2 separate regions of the Homo sapiens genome follow, and region 1 is linked to region 2. Evidence: chromatin loops called from intact Hi-C (ENCODE). Cell type or tissue: heart left ventricle. All regions are shown on one strand.

The links. A loop is a pair of places that touch in the nucleus more often than their neighbours do. Peaks named below come from ENCODE experiments on the same cell type or tissue, not always from the same donor. Only the 100,000 strongest peaks of a DNase experiment are listed, where the experiment ranks them.
Region 1: it touches region 2 in a loop (2.5-fold over the local background); 6 of 110 quality-filtered maps call a loop at or near these places.

What each region holds. Positions count from the first base shown.
Region 1 is chr6:53,944,404-53,946,903 of GRCh38, forward strand. The region is part of intron 1 of LOC101927189 (a long non-coding RNA gene); the gene reads left to right. Among named protein-coding and RNA genes, the nearest start is that of MLIP-IT1, 53 kb to the right of the region's middle. RefSeq lists enhancers at 1,168-1,787, 1,788-2,406. In heart left ventricle, no CTCF peak of the experiment used is centred here; a DNase peak (open chromatin) is centred at 1,545.
Region 2 is chr6:53,881,205-53,883,704 of GRCh38, forward strand. It overlaps LRRC1 (leucine rich repeat containing 1), which reads left to right. Exons shown (of 14, transcript NM_018214.5): 4 at 1,683-1,772. Among named protein-coding and RNA genes, the nearest start is that of LRRC1, 87 kb to the left of the region's middle. In heart left ventricle, no CTCF peak of the experiment used is centred here; no DNase peak of the experiment used is centred here.

The DNA of each region.
Region 1 (2,500 bases), 63 kb after region 2:
AGCTGGGCTGCTAAAAGGAGCCAAGTGGAAGAAAACTGGCAACCTGGAATATTACAGCCGAGGTTTGCTAGTGGCTGCACAGGTATGGGAGTGATAGTGATGTCAGCGGCTAGAACATCGCCTTCATTTTCCTACAAATCAATTGCAAAATGGCTTCCTTTCACCACAAGGTATATGTGGAATAAATACTCCTGTTGCTATGAAATTAAATATGGGCAAGCTTGGCTTCAGGGACTGAGGTCTTGATTTTAGAGGGCAGGCTCAGTGGGAGTGAGTCAGAAAGAAACAGCTTTGTGAAAGGGCTACTTATTTGAACTGGGAGTGGGGCCACAACCCCCACCATCCTCTGGGAATGCGATAGGAGGCCTCTGCTCTCTCTAGCATGTTGCTTCTGGAGCCTGCCAACAACGAACCTTTCTAAGGCATATGCCTTACCTCTAAACTTATGTTTATATCAAGAAATATGTGAGGGTGGCTGGGCACGGTGGCTCACGCCTGTAATCCCAACAATTTGGGAGGTGGAGGCGGGTGGATTGCCTGAGGTCAGGAGTTCGAGACCAGTCTGGCCAATATGGTGAAACCCTGCCTCTACTAAAAATACAAAAAATTAGCCAGGCATGGTGGTGTGTACCTGTAATCCCAGCTACTCCAGAGGCTGAGGCAGGGGAATTGCTTGAACCTGGGAGACGGAGGTTGCAGTGAGCCGAGATCGTGCCACTGCACTCCAGCCTGGGTGACAGAGCAAGACTCCATCTCAAAAAAGAAAAAAAAAAAAAAAGAAATACGTGAGGGTACTGGGCAAGATGGCTGACTATGCAGACAGGTGGAACAGCTGCCACTGAGGGACCCAGATGACTGGCACACTCCTAACAGATCTTCAGAGGGATGGCACTGAGAGTTAACAGAGGGAAGACTCAGAAGCTGGGCTGAAAGTGGAGGAAGCTGGGAACCCTGCATGGGGTTACCATGTACCAGGACTCATTCCTGGCCTGCAATGACTCCACGGGAGTGACTGAATTGAACTGGTAAGGAGCAACCCACTCTCGCCATAGGCCTCTGGAATCCTGGCAGGAGGAATCCCCTTGACCACTACAGACACTTGCCACACAGAGTTGGCAAACAGACTGCTTAGAGAAGTGGTAGGGGCGGCACACCAGCTGATGTGGAGCCCAAAGGTTTAGTGCAGCAGCGTCTGTAGCAGAGCACGGCCAGTGACACTCATCCCCCTAGACTTGACTTGCTCCCAGAAGAGACTCTGGCCCTAGAGGAACTGTCAAACCTGAACTCTGCAGGGCAGTCTTGCCCATCAGATGGAGCCAGTCCAACCTGAGCACCCGTGGTCTGTTGGCCTCTCCCTGGGCCCCAGGTTGGCCATGCCTGCTTGCCAGGCAGCTTCAGGTGCCCTGGGGGCCTATATCCTAACTCCTGTGCTGGCAGACAGTGCCTGAGAAGCAGAGAGCTCCAGCAGGGTGGCCCCCATGGCCATGCACCAGCCCGCCCACTCCCTCCCTCCACTGCAGCTTCCCCCAGGCCCATGGACAACCCCCAACATTGCTTTGCTGGGGTGTGTATGCAGTGGGGTGAGGGGGTCGCCTTTCCTGCCCTGCCAGTGTGTATGTGTGCATGTACCCTGTCCTGCCACTGTTGTGGTGGGAGTGCACTCCGCACCACCACCCCCACAGAGGAACTGCCATTGCAGTTGGAGACTGGGTGGGCACACAGCTAGCCAGCCCCACCCCCACCAGCAGTCTACTGCCTCAGGCAGCACCAATACTGCCTCAGGAGTGAAACTAGGAACAGAGAACAGCAGATTCTTTCACCTCTGAGTGACCACCCCTGAATGTGGTTCACAGAGAGTGCACACATACCTGTGCCCACCAGTGCCCTGACCCCATGCCATCACTCCCAGTGCATCTGTGGGCAGCCACCAACAGGGGCCCCCTGCCCCCTGAGCCATGCTGCCTCCACCACCGTTGTGAGTGCCCACATGGAGGCAGGCACCCTGGGACCCACTAGTACCCTGCTGCAGACAGCGAGTGTGTACCCTGCTGTGTTGTCACTCCCACTGCTGCTGGCACATGGAAACGAGGATGGATCTCACTGCCACCACACTACAAAACCCTTTAGCTGACACCACACATCAAGGTGTAGTGACCAGTGGTCTAGGAGCACCTTGGCTTCCATAGTGCAGATAATTCCTAACCTTAAGGAGTCAGAGAACAAAGTCAGGCTTGATACAAGTCCCCCAGAGTTAGAACACACAGTCCAGGAGTTTGGAAGTGAGTGTTGGCACCCTAAAATCTTCCAGAAATGAAGCCAGTTGACTGACTAACTTATGGCACAATCAAACCCACAAGGTCATCAAATAAAGATAAAAGAAAAAAAAAACATCTAAAGGTCACCAACTGCAAAGATTGAAGGAACTTCAGCCCACAAAGATGAGAAAGAACCAGCACAAGAATTCTAACAACTCAAAAAGCCAGAGTGCCTTCTTTCCTCC
Region 2 (2,500 bases):
TTTGGCTTGCTTATTTTATGGCTAAAGAAACTGAGGCACATGTAGGCTAAATTACTTTTCAAGATCATACAGCTAATGAGTGGGAAGCTCGGACTGCAGTTCGTTTCTCCTAACCTTGGGTCTGTACTTCCTCATCACATCTAGTTTAGCCCTTAGGTTAACAGCCAGTAAAATAACACCTATTTAAATCAAAACTATATTTTTCTTATGTTTAAGAACATCTTAGCTAGTTTTTAAATTATAAAATGATATATGCTTTCTGGTTAAAAACTCAGGCAGAACAGATAAGTTGCATCTTTTGAATTATAAGTAAAAATCTTACCTCTGTTACCTGTTCCTCAGAACAAATTCCAGTGATTATAAATATTCCAGTTAATACCCTGATCTTGTGGGTCTGGATTTGGTTTTGAAGTTTGGAATTAACCTATATTAAATATCAAACATAATGTTATGTAGGCCTTTTTTAAAAGGAACCTAGAAAGATAAAAATGGAAGATTCTAATCTAGAGACCATCACTAAAGCCAGAAATCTCTCCCTCAGTGAAAAAAAGTGATACTTAAATGTTCTGTTGTCTTTATTAGCAGATTTATGTTTAATAACCTTCAGCATTTTAGATGCAATGAGATCCTTTGCCTTTAGTTAGGTTTTCCTTCCCTCCCTAAATATGGAAACCATAGAAATATTGAAACTAAACTTTCTTTGTAAATTTTAAATCATGATTTTATTTTAAAGCCTTGTTATTCTGTAGACTTTAAGGGACATATAAAAAATATCCCTTTGTGTAGAACATAGTAAAACATAAAATTATTTCAAGTGGTTGGCAACTTAAATAGAACTAAAAGAAAAATGTTAAGAAAGTAGCAGTTGTCGCGGTGGCTCACACCTGTAATCCCAGCAGTTTGGGAGGCCAAGGCGGGTGGATCACTAGGTCAGGAGTTTGAGACCAGCCTGACCAACATGGTGAAACCCCGTCTCTACTTAAAAATACAAAAATTATCTGGGCGTGGTGGCGCGTGCCTGTAATCCCAGCTACTCAGGAAGCTAAGGCAGGAGACTCGCTTGAACCCGGGAGGCGGAGGTTGCGGTGAGCCGAGATTGCGCCACTGCCCTCCAGCCTGGGTGACAGAGTGAGACTCCATCTCAAAAAGAAAGGAAAGTAGCAATTGTCTGTCAGTGGATCAATAAGTATTCCATAGCTTTCCCCTGGGTATTATAAACTACAGGAAGAAAAATTATGCAGTAGCTGTCCTGTGTTTTATTATAATCTCATGGGCTGATGAAATTTTCTCTTTAGTTTCTGCTAATCAATAAAGTATTTTTACTCTTAGGCACTTTTAGCTGCAGCAATAATTCATCATTTTCTTTCATAGAGTATTCAGTAGTCTCAACATTTTTTTGCCTTTATTCTTAGAGCTTGCATATCTTTCTACTTTAATTATTTCTAGATCACCATAACAATGTGTTTATCATGCCCCTGTACATCTATTATGTATACGAAGTCTTGTTTTTTCCTTACAAGCGTCTTATATATAGGAAGACAAGGCAAACATGCCATATATAATGTCATTTTTAGGAGGTTATTTCAGTTAGCACATAGAATAAATCATTATATTTATGCTTGGTATACACTATACATGAACTTTTTTAATTTACAGCGTTTTGTTTGTTTGTTTGATTTTAGGTTGCCAGAAAGCTTTCCTGAATTACAGAATTTAACATGTCTTTCTGTAAATGACATCTCACTACAGTCTCTACCTGAAAATATTGGCAAGTAAGTTTTTTTGTGAAGTTTGGGTGGATCAGGGTGAAAGGGGGTTTATATCATCAGCTCTAGCCTCCTTCCCTTTTAAAGCTCCTATTTGTCTACTCAGAAAGCCATTTACTCATTCTTTAATGTGACCTTCAAGAAAGATTATAGCCAGCCTCCTATGTTTTTGCATCTAATTTTCCCTAAATTTTATTGGTTAAAAAGGGTACTGCTACTTGTTACTAGTAAAAACCCTAAATTGTTTGGAAGTGCTCTTTAAACTGATGTATGGCAAAGTAGTTAATTTAAGCCAAGTACTATGTGTCATGTAGGTGGTCAGTAAATACTGGTAGAAACAACCACTCAGTAATTTTAAACCATGCTGGAGAGCCAACAAACAACTCCATTAAAAACGAAAAGTATGTGCCCCTAAAGAACAGCTATGTCTGACAGTATTTGTGAACTGTGGATCCAAGAATAGGGAATGAGAATGGTGTATTTGGAGAGTGGGAGTGGAGCTGGGAGAGGAAAGGAATGATATGGGCACATTCCATGTTGCCGGCTTAGAGGTTGTGGAGAACCTAGTCATGGCAAGAAATAGAATCCATTGAAGACAATGTATGCTGGTGAATAAATGTTCTGTTATACATTCCCACAGACGAACTAGTTGAATTATCTTTGCAGACTTTTTTCACTTTTTCAGGACATACAGTAGGTTAAATCAGGTTGATGCAGTAGCTCATGGTTAACCA